Linked DNA regions of Mus musculus: region 1 is linked to region 2. The links are chromatin loops, found by intact Hi-C in ENCODE. Cell type or tissue: heart. All regions are shown on one strand. Links, peaks and the distances in the headings refer to the core of each region. The heading gives the core; the rest is flanking DNA.

The links. Hi-C counts contacts between places; a loop is a spot of excess contacts. Peaks named below come from ENCODE experiments on the same cell type or tissue, not always from the same donor. Only the 100,000 strongest peaks of a DNase experiment are listed, where the experiment ranks them.
Region 1: a loop joins it to region 2, with 2.3 times the contacts of the local background. A loop is called at or near these places in 1 of 42 quality-filtered maps.

Annotation. Positions count from the first base shown.
Region 1 is chr10:128,492,200-128,498,575 of GRCm38, forward strand. It overlaps Myl6 (myosin, light polypeptide 6, alkali, smooth muscle and non-muscle), which reads right to left and starts at 1,687. Exons shown (of 7, transcript NM_001317218.1): 1 at 1,610-1,687; 2 at 1,340-1,367; 3 at 403-546; 4 at 30-203. The coding sequence starts at 1,612. It overlaps Myl6b (myosin, light polypeptide 6B), which reads right to left. Exons shown (of 7, transcript NM_172259.1): 2 at 5,002-5,218; 3 at 4,415-4,442; 4 at 4,054-4,197; 5 at 2,855-3,028; 6 at 2,391-2,468; 7 at 1,958-2,284. The coding sequence starts at 5,172. The coding sequence ends at 2,256. In heart, for the core only: CTCF peaks have their summits at 1,957 (motif pointing left) and 3,286; DNase peaks (open chromatin) are centred at 852, 1,712, 2,072, 2,852 and 3 weaker places; H3K4me3 peaks cover 4,163 bases; H3K27ac peaks cover 4,591 bases.
Region 2 is chr10:128,089,024-128,096,519 of GRCm38, forward strand. Atp5b (ATP synthase, H+ transporting mitochondrial F1 complex, beta subunit) reads left to right here. Exons shown (of 10, transcript NM_016774.3): 9 at 1-135; 10 at 996-1,365. The coding sequence ends at 1,096. It overlaps Baz2a (bromodomain adjacent to zinc finger domain, 2A), which reads left to right and starts at 3,760. Exons shown (of 30, transcript NM_054078.2): 1 at 3,760-3,827; 2 at 7,416-7,496. In heart, for the core only: CTCF peaks have their summits at 2,108 (motif pointing right) and 3,618; DNase peaks (open chromatin) are centred at 2,128, 2,718, 3,688, 4,228 and 1 weaker place; H3K4me3 peaks cover 3,524 bases; H3K27ac peaks cover 3,272 bases.

The DNA.
Region 1 (6,376 bases), core at 1-5,000, 400 kb after region 2:
TCAGCTCCAGAAAGGTCACAGACCCTTACCCAGTGTGACTAGGACATGACGGATTTCAGCACCCATGACGGTGCCATTTCCTTCCTTGTCAAACACACGAAGGCCTTCAACATAATCCTCGTAGGTTCCCTGGTCCTTGTTCTTGGCCACGGTCTGCAGCATGGGCAGGAAGTGCTCAAAGTCCAGCACCTTCACATTCATCTCTGTCATGTGGGAGGTGGAGGTGTCAGACAAGAGAAGTCACACATGTTCTCAGGACATGACGGTAGGGAACACAAGGACGGCCAGAAGAGGGAATCAGAACTGGATGAGACAAAACTTGCTCAAGTTTGGCACCTATGCAGATAAAGGGATGACTTTAGCTGAACAACCATGAACCCACTACATTCTTGAAATGCTCACCATCACTCTTGGGGTTCCCTAGGACCTTGAGCACCTCGGCGTTGGTAGGGTTCTGGCCCAGGGCCCGCATCACATCCCCACACTGGCTGTACAGGATCTTGCCATCACCTGTTCGGTCAAACAGCTGGAAAGCCTCCTTGAATTCTGAGGATTCAGAAGAACGGCAGCACCAGGGATTAGCCCCGTGCTTGCTGCACAGCTCTGCTGCCAATTCAACTTAAGTCATGCTGCAGAAACCAGATATCTTGTCCTCCTCTATACACAAGACTACTCCTAGGGATCTATTTCTATCAACTCAAATGCCCCACATAAAGACAGGCAACCTTCTTTCCCTTACCTTAAGGTGGTAGCCATCTGTTTACACACCCCCTGAGCTGCGGCAGGCTAGGCTCTCCACCACTACTATACAACTCCGCAGGAATCTGCCACCGCCCAGGCTAGGTCCTGCCCATATAAGGAAGTAAGAGCCTGGACTCTAGCCTCCCACTCCCACCCTTCCCCTCCGGGAGACCTTCCAAGAGGTGAAGCCACATCCTTAGCAAACTCTCCAGTGCCCATCTTAACAAAATATCAAGGCACTGCCCTCTACAGTACTCAGAATCCAAGCTTAAGGAGGGGACAGTTATCAGAGGAGAGGCAAAAAAAGAAGCAGCAAACCACAAGCGTAATAGACCCGACACATAACAGGCACTAGTCAAATTGTTTCACACACCCACACCACCTAAAACTCACCCAGCGCTTGGGGCTCAGATCTGGAGTGGAAGGGGAAGGAAGAAAGAATGAGAAAAGAAAATGGAGGATCTAGAGCAGAAGGAAATCCACGGGGCACTCTCCTGGGAGCGCTGGAGGTGACAGGTTGGGATCAGAAGATAGATGCTAAAGGAAGGGGGTCCCTCTCGGTAAGGATGACCTGAGCTGCGGGTCAGAGACTGCCTACCTGCGGTCTGGTCCTCGGTGAAGTCACACTGCTCGGAGAAGAAGGGATTGGTCAGTTACCTGAGGTCCAACCCCGCAAGCTTCTATCCCGGCTTTACAAACTCCTGTTTGAAGCCGAGGATTCGCTTCCCAGGGCAAAGCCCTAGACATTCCAATCCCACAGCCAACCTTCCAAAACCTGGGCGTGCCCACGTCCACTGCTTTCTCTACTCCCACCCGCGGTCCTCTCCTTGCCCCAAATCCCCCTGATCTCCCGATTCCCAGGGCCCACCATCTTGGCTGCTGAGCTCTGCTGGACCTTTTCCGGCAGTAATGGCTCCGACGCCCTACCCAACCCCAGCCTTAGTACGTCCCATGGCGCATGACGTCACCCTCCGCCGTTTCATCCAATAGGCACGCTAGTCTGGGCTCATGCAGATGACATCACTACATTATTAATGAGGTGGGGGGGGGGCGCCCTACCTCGGCTCAGGAATCTAGCAGGGGGGCCTGGGTTGGGACTCTCGGAAACCTTTCTTCCGAGCTGCACCAAGAGCAGAGGATTTGGGCTTTTGCAGAAGAGAGGACTACCCGCTCCCGTCCTTCCTCTTTCTCAAAAGAAAACTGTCGGAAACCGAAGCAGGAACCATGTTTTTATTTCAAAACTGTAAGTGCCCCCTAGTGGCAGGAACGCGCTTCTGGCCGCACAGGAGGTGGGGCAAGTTTCCGTCGCTGCAGGTTCTACGTGGGGTGGGAGTCGGGGCTGGGGTGGGGTGGGGGTGGGAGGGGGTGGGGGGTGGGGAAGGAAATAGTCCAGCCCTGGCGGCTGCGCTACGGACGGGCGCGGAGACGCACTGCCTGCGCTTCTATCTGGTGGATCGAGGACCCTTGCCTCTCAAGCGGATACCAGGGGCTGGCTGGAGGGCCACCTGCGGAGCTCAGAGGCTTAGGATATGCTTCAGGAAGGCTGCACGAAAGGAGACGAGAGGACTTGAGAAACTGACCTTCGGGTAACTGAGGGTACTCCCACCCCCCTCAAGTCTCCTTACTCCCTGGCCATCCTGCCCCCTCACCCTCATAGTTGATGCAGCCGTTGCTGTCCTCGTGGCCTGCCAGAACAGTCTCTACCTCTTCCTCAGTCATCTTCTCTCCTGAACCCAAAAACAGTTAGAGTCCCCCGCCTTCCCTGCCTCACCAGCCCAAGACATTCTCAGGGTGGTTCATCCTCCCACCCTTGCCCTTTTTCATATCAACGGTGCCTTGGAGCAGGTGAAAGCTTTGACTTGACAGCGAAACAAGCTGCCGGGGTTGAGACTTGCATGGAATCAACACAATTGTGGCTTGCAAAGGGGGACATTGCATTCCCTGCCCTTGGCTCATAGCTGGACACTTTAGCCTCTAGGTGATCTGTCTCCACAATGCTGGCCCTCTTGAGTCTCCTGCCCATAACTGCAGGACCATAAACCCATTCTAGGCTCTACTTAGCTCTTCCAGGACCCCCCACTTCTCCACCCCACAGCTCTGGGCCCTGCCTCACCGAGAGTGGTAAGAACATGTCTGAGCTCTGCACCCATGACCTTGCCGTTGCCCTCTTTGTCAAACACACGAAGCCCCTCTAGGTAGTCCTCATATGTGCCTTGGTCCCGGTTCTTGGCCACTGCCTGCAGCATGGGCAGGAACGTCTCAAAGTCTACACGTCGGGACTTCAGCTCTGGCAATTAGATAGAGATGAGAGAGATCAACTGAGGTGTGGGATCCAGTGCAATTAGATAGAGATGAGAGAGATCAACTGAGGTGTGGGATCCAGTGCCATCCAACCCTACTATTGTGACTTTCATCCCTTTCAGCATTCAGGATGTTTCTCTTCCCTGTGTTTGACGTTTTTTGAGTCCTGAGGTCCATCCTAGCGTCCTCTGTCACCTTACCAATATTCTGTCATTGAAAATTGAAACTGTTGCCAGGCCTGGTGGTGCAGTTTTGTAACTACAGCTACCAGGCAAGTTCAAAGCCAGCCAGAACAACTTAAGACTGTCTCAACAGAAAGGAAAAAAAAAAAAAAAGGAAAGGCAGGGATGTAGCCCAGTGGCTGGACACACTCAAAACAGAAAGAGAGAACCACTAAGCCCACACACCTTCAGTCCCAGCATTCAGAGGCAGGGGAAGTCCCTCTTGAGTCTGAGGCCAACCTGGTCTATACAATGAGTTCCAGGCTAAGCAGGGCTATATAGAGACACCCTATGTAGTAGTAATAGTAGTAGTAGTGGTGGTAGTAACAACACTATCTAAACAACAATAATAATAATTAAAATTTAAAAAGAAAAAGAAAACTGGGGATTGGGGCTGCTGGGATAGAACTGTAGGTCCCTGGCCAACCTGAGTAATTTGGTGAGCACCTGTCTCAAAAAGTAAAAAAAAACAGTACCTCTGTAATAAGGGCTTGCCTGGCTTGCCTGAGGCCCTGGATTCAACCCAGCACTACATAAACTGGAGTAATCCCACCACTCTAGTGGGCAGTAGCAAGAGGTGGAGATAGGAGAATCAGAATGTAAGGTCATTCTTGGCTGGGATACTGAAATCCTATCTTGAAAGAAAGAGAGAGAGAGAGAGAAGAAAAAGAGGAAGAAGAGAAAGTTGCTGGCTAGAAATGTAGCTCAATGGCCCAGGCAGAACCCTGTATTCAACGTTCAACACCAAGAAGAAAACAGAAACCCCCACAAAACTCAAGGCTCCTCTCACCCTCGTTTTTGGGGTTCCCCAGGACCTTGAGCACCTCGGCGTTGGTAGGGTTCTGGCCCAGGGCCCTCATCAGGTCCCCACACTGGCTGTACAGGATCTTGCCATCACCTACTCGGTCAAACAGCTCAAAGGCCTCTCTGAATTCTGAGATGTAAGGAGAAGGCAGTGTGACCAAGGATCCCCATCACCAACAGAGAGAGGGAGGTTTGCTTCAGAAATTCATGTGCTAGAGCCAGGCATGGGAGGGAGGAGAACAGGACAAGTGTGGGAGGTTTCAAGGTCAGGACTGTCGTTAGAACAGAGAATCTGACCAGGAGTTTGGGGTTTGACAATGGGGCTTAGGAAATGGGCTTCTCCTCACCCTCCAGCTGGTCCTTGTTAAACTCGATCTGTAGGGGACAAAAAGGGCAGGTGAGGAGATGACAGGGCTTATTCAGTCCCTCTCTATCACAACCAACTGGCAGCCACTTCTGGGGAGGGACCCAAAGGGATGAAGGCGGGGAGCCGGGCCACTTCAGTCCTGTCCCCAGCTCTGGGCCTTGGGAGAATCCCAAGAGGAATTACAGGGGGAGGGTTTCTTGGGAACAGGGTTAATCCCATGCCACCTGTTCCCTTCCCTCCTGCTACCCCGAGTCCTGCATCCCTCACATAACTGGGGGCTGAACAAAGGCTAAATTTACCCCTGCCCCCAGCTGTGATTGTCTAACAAGCCTGCCCTCTTCAGTCTCCCCTCCTGGGGTTCAGAGATGTAGCCTTCTGAGTTGAACAGAAGAGCCAGAGGCAGACAGCACCCCTCTCCCTTCACTTCGGAAACTGGCCTGACCTGGGAGCCCCAACCTCATTCCAGCGTTCATTCATTCCCTATCCTTTCCACATATTCCCGGATACCCAAGGCTGCACCGCATCTCTGAACTATCCCTTCCAGATTCACACTTCCCCAGGACTCACCACCACTTTGGAGAGATCAACAGGGGGCTCCTGGGATTTTGCAGGTGCCTGGGGGGCAGCCGGCTCAGCCTTGGCCTTGGCTAGAGGGGTCCCTGGTGTAGACTTGGCAGCAGGCTTAGAGATGGAGGGCCCTGCTGGTTTCTTCACGGGAGCATCCTTCTTGGGAGGCATGATGTCAGGTGGCCAAAGAACAATGTGCTGATGGGGGCACCCATCTCTGTTTAAATAGGCAGGGAGTCTGGGATGTCAAGGGGCGGGGGCAGCAGCAGGGACAGGGAGCCAGTTGGCAAGGGTGAGGGGGAAGAGACTTATGCCTGTCTGCCCTCACTCCCCTGGCCTCCTATGGTTCAGGACTCCTGCCCCCAAAGTTTTCTTCCCTCTGATACCACTCTCCTACAGCTGAATAGAATGTTTTCTTTAAGGGTACAGAGAAGAAACACGAGACCTGTCAGAATAGGGATTGTTAACCTCCAGGGTGAAGATAGGATGTTTGCCAGTGATTCTGAGATAGGAGCTAAGGGGAGAAAGAAGAAAACTAAAGTAGAAAAACAAACAAAAACTTGCATTAGTTTTAGACCGTGGGAAAGCCCAAGCAAAGCAAGGGCTTGGGGTGGAGTCGGGGTAGAGGGGTGGGGGGCTGGTATCAGGTGGGAAGTTTTAAAATCTGTTCTGGAAACAGTAAAAGGTGAGAGGAGGCCTTTGCACTCCCTTCTGTCTTTTCCCGTATCCTTAGAACTTGTAATCCCTGGGCCCCCACCTACCCCCAACCTTAAACTATGCACAGTAACTCGAGCGTGTTATTACCCACTGACTTCTATACCTAATGTTGGTTTAGGGGTTCCAGTGTAGGCAAGGCTTAACATCTGTCACACATAATTCCAAAGAAGGAACATTTTTCAACAAGACAATGTTATTCAAATCAAACAAAAGGCTATAATGCCTAGTGAGCATGGAGGGAACACACACACACACACACACATGGAGGGGGCCCTGGGAGACAAAGAGCCCCCTAATAACCCAAAAGGTTACAGGACCTCCAAAGGAGTTCATAGGTATCCACACGGACACACCATTGGTCAGGATCACATCAAAAACCTTAGCTGAGCTTTGAGTCACAAACCTTGCTGGAAGCGCTGATGAAGGGAAAAGATGATGTTTGGGAGCTAGGAGGTTCTGGCTACTCTGTTCTTGGATAAAGAAGAATTACATGGCATTCTGAGAGACTGGTCATTCCACTTAGGCCCTGGAGTTCGCAGAGTAGCAGTGGGTCTCCCATTTGCAAAAGGGCGTCAGAATCTTTTTACTGCAAATTGTCCCATTTTTGGAAAATAAAGAATCCTTCCTAAACAAAACGCCCGTTTCCCTCACTTTCACT
Region 2 (7,496 bases), core at 1-5,000:
TGACTGTGTCCCGGGCAAGAAAGATACAGCGCTTCTTGTCTCAGCCATTCCAAGTTGCTGAGGTCTTCACGGGTCACATGGGGAAGCTGGTGCCCTTGAAGGAGACCATTAAAGGATTCCAGCAGATTTTAGCAGGTGAGGTTTTTTCTTTTTATCAAGCCTAGCCATAAAAGTGAGAGAAAACAAGCCTATCTTCTCATTCTAACATGATCAAATGAAATGATACATACCTTTCTTTTCTTTCTTAAAGATCTATTATGTGTATGTACACTGTAGTTTTCTTCAGACACTCCAGAGACAGCGTCAGATCCCATTACAGATGGTTGTGAGCCACCATGTGGTTGCTGGGAATTGAACTCAGGACCTTTGGAAGAACAGTCTATGCTCTTAACCTCTGAGCCATCTCTAGCCCCCTTGTCTATACTTTTCTTAAAGTATACCATTAAAGGCCATTACCCTGCCTTCCATTAACTGTCCCATGTCACTGAGTTGAAAGTGAGAATTTTAACTCAGGTGCTCCAGATTACGGGTTTTTAAGTGCTTGTGTGTCTGAGTGTTGTATGTGATGTGAGTACACGATCCCATGAGGAGTTAGATCCTCCCAGAACAGTCAGTGGAGGTTAGGAGTGGTGTCTGGTCACTGGAATTAGAGGTGATAAAGCAGTAGTCAGTGTTAAACCACCACTCAAGCCCCAAACATATTCTTGATCTACTACATCTTGTCTTAAATTACACACTTTACACTTTAAAAACAATTATACTTGGAAGGGGGTGGATATGGTGCACACCTTTAGTGCTGGGACTCCTAAATAGATCTAGGGGCTTGAGTTCCAGGTCAGCCAGGAACACACCCCCACCCCCCAAAAGTAAATTTCACGTGGAAGTTGAAAAGTTTCCTTGCATGATAAGGTTTCACAGTGGGCTCAAGTGGTGAGGTGTACATGCTGCAGGAAGCTGATATAACTCAGCTTCTTACTGTGTTTTCCCCTATGTAGGTGAATATGACCATCTCCCAGAACAAGCCTTCTACATGGTGGGACCCATTGAAGAAGCCGTGGCAAAGGCTGATAAGCTGGCAGAAGAGCACGGGTCGTGAGGGACTCCAGCCAAAGGCAGCACTGCAACTGATCTCTCCATATCAAGCGAGAGCTCAGGTTTCCTTCCATGCAGGCCACACAAGAGCCTTGATTGAAGATGTGATGTTCTCTCTGAAGAGTATTTAAAGTTTTCAATAAAGTATATACCCCTCATTTATGTCTGTTTATGTTGCTTCTGAAACAGCTTATAATTGAGCTCACAGTGGTGGGCCACATTTAGGAAATTGTTAGAAACAGGATTATTATTAAAAAGATCAATTTATTAATGAGATTCTATGGGCCTTGTGTTTCATAATAGGCTCAGCTTTGGTTTTTGCTCCAACTATCACTAAAGTGTTTTTCCCCTGGAGAAAATAGATAAACTTATTCAAGACAGGGATTGCGTTTTTAGGAAATGCTGACTATCTGTCACAATTGAGGGTCTTGTCTAGGTACTCATTCAGAAAATTCTTAATATATTGCCAGAAATTTGAACAAGCCTAGCTGTGCATGTTTGTGCTTGAGTCTTCAGGGCAAAAAAAAAAAATGGTCTCTTAAGATCCCTTATGAAAAAGTTTTAAGGCTTCGGTGATGTTACAAAGAGTAATCTTGATACTGTTGCCACTGGGACTTTTGAAAAGCAGTACTTCCTCTTCATAAAAATGGGTACCTTAGCACACACTATGCTAGGATGTATTTTGTGCCTTACAACGTGTTTGAGCCCAGCCAGTGGCCTCTTGTGGAAGCATTTGACACTACAAGACCTGCAATCTCACCATTTTGAAATCTATTTAAGGCTATTTGCAAGGAGGTATTTCTATAGTCTAATGACTATTTACAAACCAGCTGGAGTTGGCCTGGGGAGGAGCCTACATCTATAAGTTTCACCTTGTAAGGTTGTCCACTTGGGGTAGAGCTCTGGACAGCTCAACTCCCAATTCTGAGCTCTGTGACCTAAAGGGCTCTGGGAAAGGTTCCTGGGGTGGAGTAGAGGCTTGAGCTTCCATCTGTCTATGACGTCCTTGGCTCCAGTCCCTCCTGTGTCAAGATTAGGACAGAAGGTGGCGCCCCTGAGTTGCCTGTTCTTGGTAGTTTGCTCTTGGAGCTTGGGTTGGGGGAAATGCTGTTACCGGGTGGGGACAGCTCCAGATCCTGACTCGAGTCGGCAAAAAGCTGATAAAGACCTAAGAGTACACAGGTCACCTCTTTCTGCTTTGTCACCCAAGTACAGACTTGGAAACTGATATTTTAAAGGTCATTTCCATCCCGGTGTTCGTGTTCTCTAAGGTTTGTAGAGAACCTTTCTCTCTCGCTAGCTGTAACTCTTTGTTTCCTTCATCCTTTACTGTCCCCTTCAACCACAGTCCTAAAGTATTAATATAGTTCTAACCTTCCTCCATATTTCTCCGGTCGGCCCTGTCCTCGCCTCCTCCCTCTCTCCACCCAATGAAAGCCCCGCCCTTCCCTCCTCCCTCCCACCCCAGTCTGTCATACAGGGACATCACCCTACAGCAGTTCAGGCTGTGTCGTTCGCAGGAAGCATACATTGGCTTTTTTGGGGTTTGCGAGTTCCCAGCCCATAGTTGGACAGGATCCAACAGTAGCCTTCAATTGAAGCAAGACCCAAGGACAGTGAGAATCTGGGTCCTAATCCTGAGTCCTGCCAGCCTGACATGGGTAAGTATGATAGCTGCCCCTGGGAAAGGCCTGAGGGATGCCCAGCTCCCTCTCTGGCTGACTCAGCAGGGGTGGGGCCTAACCTTTGCTCTTTTGGGGGAGTGAAGGAAGAGAAACGGACTGTGGGGGGGACACGGGGCTTAGCTGGTGAGCTGCTGAGCATTGGCAAGCTCCAGCTCTAAGGAAGAGCCTGGGGTTGTATCTTAGGTTAGGGCTTCCTTCCTCACCCTAGAACCCCCCGCTCCAATTTAAGTGCAGAGATTCAAGTAGTATTTTACTGTATTCATTACTAGTTCAGTCTTGGTCTTGTAAGAGATGCTTCCCCTCCCCCTAGTTTCTCTCGGTGTTTCTTCCTCCCCCCTTTAACCCACCACCGGGTCGGGGCTGCACTGAGCAGCTGCTTCCTGTTGCCCCAGAGGTTGCTGCAAGGGTGGTGGTGGTGGCTGGGGCCAAACCGAGCAATGAATAAAGTCGATTCTTAGCCCTGCATCAGCCTCACGACCCTGTTACGGATGGCCTCCACCATTGACAGGACAGAGAGCGTTTTGCCTCTGTGGTTTCCTGATTCCAGATTTGTACAGCTGTAGTACGGATAGGGCCGGGAGAAGCCTGTTTACCTAGCAGGGCGCTGTGCGTGACCCCGACATGCTCTCGGCCTTGAGTTCCCTCTCCTGCTCTCCTAGGCCTCCTTGAATCTTTGTGGCTCCCACTGTCTCTCCAGCCTCCTTTGTGAATAAGTCTTAGCTGGGCGCCCCGTGCCGGCAAAAAGAGCTCTTCAAGTACTCCAGTTCAGACCCACCGCTGTCCCCAACTACGCCGCAGAAGTTTCTGTCTTTTCCTGCATCTGGGATCCTTCCTGGTTCTGGCCCCTAGGAGACGCCACCCGCCGTCCCCTCCCCCAGCGGAGCCTTCGCGACAGCCGTCCCTGAGCGCTCGTCCTCACCCGGGTGGCTCCTGCCCCTTTAAGCGCCGCCCCCCCCCCCTCCGCCGCCGGCCTCGGGCTGGGGGAGGAGGCGCCGCCGCCCGGCTCGGCCACCTGCGCCGCCGCCGCCGCCCGGCCCGGCCCTGCTTCAGGTGAGGCCCGGCATCCGCCTCCAGGCCCGGGGTCCAGGGCAGGGCGTCCCCGCAGCCGCTTCCTCCCCTGGGATCCAAGCTCTGACCTTCCCTGCGCCCGCTGCCCTTGCTCTCTCCCCCGCCCTGCCTCCTCGCCCGTTCCTCCCCTGTCCTCTGCGCCCGGGATCCGGAGGCTTCTCACGCCTCTCCGCCATCCTCTCCCGGGAACCCCTCCTATTCCGGCCCTGGATCTCCCCTCCCCCGCGCCTCCCTCGCCAGAAAGCTCTCCCGCGGTCTGGGTTTCGCCTCCTCTTCTCTGGAACTAGCGCTTTCCCACGCCATCCTAACCCCGGAGGGGGGGGGAGATAACCGCCACCCCAACCCCTCTCCTGGTAGTGCGGGGGGCGGGGGGTACGACGCACGTTACGGGCGCTGTCCGCCCTGCTCCGCTCACCCTTCAAGTTCAGCTAAGTCTCACCTAAAGCTTTTCTTGCCGAGTTTGGGGTCGGACCCGAGCACCGCCCCCTGATCTCGGTGGGAAGGGCGCTCGGCCCCGCTGGAGCTGGCCCCTCCCCCTAGTCCGGGCGCCGGGGGCAGCGGCGCTGCGGGAACCTTGTGATACTCCGCTTCAGCGGCTGTTGCGGCAGAACAAGACTGGGGCTAAGTCTCTAAGGGATTGGGGGTGCTGGGTAAGGCAAAGGAAGCCCAACCTTCTCTATTTCAGGTTACTCCAGAAAACAAAACAAACAAAAACCCCGAGATGTCACTGTCTTATATGCCTATCATATGCCCAGCTGTCCGTTGGGGAATTTGGAGACTAAATCCGAGGGGCGCAGACCCACTTGGAGAAGGGGAGGGGTTACAATCTTTTTGGCATATTATGAGAGAACCTAACCTTACCAAAATACGGTGAGATTGTCTCCTCCGAACCTGAGTGCCGAAAAGGAACCAATGGGAATTGCTACAGGGCCAAGAGCTGTGGCTAAGGCAAGATCGGTTCAGTCATGGAGTGGGAGGTCTTTATAATTACCCTACCTTCAATAGGAAATACTCTTTCCATCCAGCTGAGCCCCGAGCTCCTTCTCTAGTGCCCCTGCCTCCAGAATTAGTAGAATGGGTGTCAGGGTTTGTCTTATACTACTCTGAGTCACAACTAAAGGTGCTGGGAAGGGCGCAGTGTGTGTGTCCTGTAGTGCTTAAGGTTGGATGCTTGGAGTGTCTTGAAGAGGAAAGGGAAGGTACAGCTAGGATGCATACCACCATCTCATAGCCCCAGCCATCTGGCTCCAGAGTGGCTGGCACAATGACAGCTGACCCAGAGACAGGGAGGTACAGCAGGAACTTGGAGGGTGAGAAGGCGGTGGCAGGTGTTTATCGCCACTTCACGTCTCATCATCCTCTGGCTTGTTTTGTGGGAGGTTCAGTCTGTTCCCCAGACACTCTTCTCACAGGTTGCTAATAAAATGACCGTTGGCCCCTTTCTCTTTGGAGTAGCTTCTTGAAGGGAGGCTTGTTGGCTAACCAGCCACATTGTTATGGGGATTGACAAATGTTTGGGGACACATGGGATCAAGTCCGCTTTTTTGCGTTCAGATTTGGCATGGGGGTGGGGGGCAGGTCACAAGTGTTGTATGTTAAGGCACCCGGCAAAAAGTAAAAAGCTTTGGGGCGTATTCCCTGCCCACCTTTATCCTTCAGAGAGTAGGGAAGATCGCAGCCTAGGTGGGATAAAGCGATAGGAGCCCTTCTGTACCAGATGAAAAAACGTATTATGCCCTGTTTTTCCTCTTCTAATATCTGGTGGTCTTCTATCTTACCTCTTTCTTTACTGGCTCAGGGCAGGGTTTGGGCCTAAAAGTAGCCGAGGTTACTAGGCCTGGGGCTCGGAAGGGGTGGGAACAGTGGGGCACAGGAGTAACCGGCTCTTCCGGAGCCAGCGGTGGGTGTGTGTGGGTGTGTGGTGATGAAGCGAAGGGGCGTGGTCACGGACGTCTGACTGGCGCAGGCTCCTCCTCTGCGTGCCCTGTCTCAAACTGGTTAGCCCCGGGTGGGAAGTAGGAAGAGTCATCTGCCCTGGAAAAAGGAGAGGACAGAAAGATACCAGCTTTCCTCTAAATCTGTCTCTTCCCTCTCCTGCCCTTAGGTGCCAGTTCCAACCTAAGCTTTTTTTTTTTTTCTTGGTGGTGGTGGGGTTACACATTTTTGTTTGTTTGTTTTTTGAGACAGGGTTTTTCTGTATAGTCCTGGCTGTCCTGGAACTCAGAAATCCACCTGCCTTCCCCTCCCAAGTGCTGGGATTTAAAGGCGTGCGCCACCACACCCGGCCACACTTTTTTTTTGGCCTAAGTTTACTTCTCCTTTCTCCAGGGCGTGGAGGTTAGTGGGCTTTTGGAAAGATAAGGTGTATCCCCCCAGGCGACCTTTGTCCTTTTGTGTTTTTTCCAGACAAAGTCTCACAATGAAGTCCTGACTAGTCTGGAACTGGATTTGTAGACCGAGCTGGCCTTGAGCTCACAGGGCGATCCTCTCCTCTATGCCTCTTCAGTGTAGGAATGAATTACAGGCGTAGGTTGCCGTGACTGACTTTATAAACTCATTTTGACAGGGGAGAGAGATTTTGTTCTGTCTCCTCCTTCCCTTAGTAATCTACTTAGCTCTGTTGAGGGAGAGGAACCATGTGCTGAGCCCACATTTTTGGCTTATCTTAAAGAGATCTTCCTTTTGAAACCTATCTGAACTTTTTATAATGATGGGTGGGTAAAGCATCTCCCACACTCAGAATCCCTGTCTGGGGTAAAGACATTGGCGTTAGACTGCGGGTTTGGTTCAATCAGACTCTGTCCACACCCAGATTTCCAAGCTCTTGGGATCCCCCAGAGAAAAATGTATTTGTTGACCCCTCAAAACCAGCCAGAATCTTGTTTCTGTGTGTCGCTCTTTCTAAGTCTTCAGACTTAGCTTTGCGTAGTTTAGGCAATTGTTTACATTCTAAAACTACATTTCATTGATTTGAATGGGAATTATGAAGCCAGAAGTCTTGAATTGGAAGGAAGGGGAATGCAGTTCCCTTCTAGTCATATTTTATTTACTGTGTGACTTTGAACAGGTCGGGGAGCTTCTGTGGGTCTTGAGTTCTTCACCTAGTGAGTGAGAGGTAGGAACTGAAAAGAAAAAGCTGTAACATACGACACTGTTTCCCATCTTGGGTCCCTGCAATAACATTCAGATGAAAGCTAAGCCATAATTCCTGTCTAGACTTCCAGTTCTCCAAAGAACACAGCCATGTAGCCTTGTTGGAAAAGGTTTGGGAGATGGGCGGTGGTGGCGCACACCTTTGATCCCAGTACTTGGGAGGCAGAGGCAGAGGCAGGCGGATTTCTGAGTTCGAGGCGAGTCTATCGAGTGAGTTCCAGGACAAGCCAGGGCTACACAGAGAAACCCTGTCTTGAAAAACCAAAAAAGAAAAAGAAAAGGTATGGGAACAGAAAAATATTTGGGTCAGTTTTTTGGTTATCTTACTGCTTATCTTCTACCCTTTGGCCACATTTAGGCTAGATTCAGATCTTGACTGTGTGGAGCCAGAGCCAAGTCTCCTTTCCCCATGTGCAGGATTCTCTCCAACGACCAAGGTCCTGCAGATGACACCAGGAAAGCAGTGATCCAGGCAGGACCAGGTTGTCCCTACAGGAC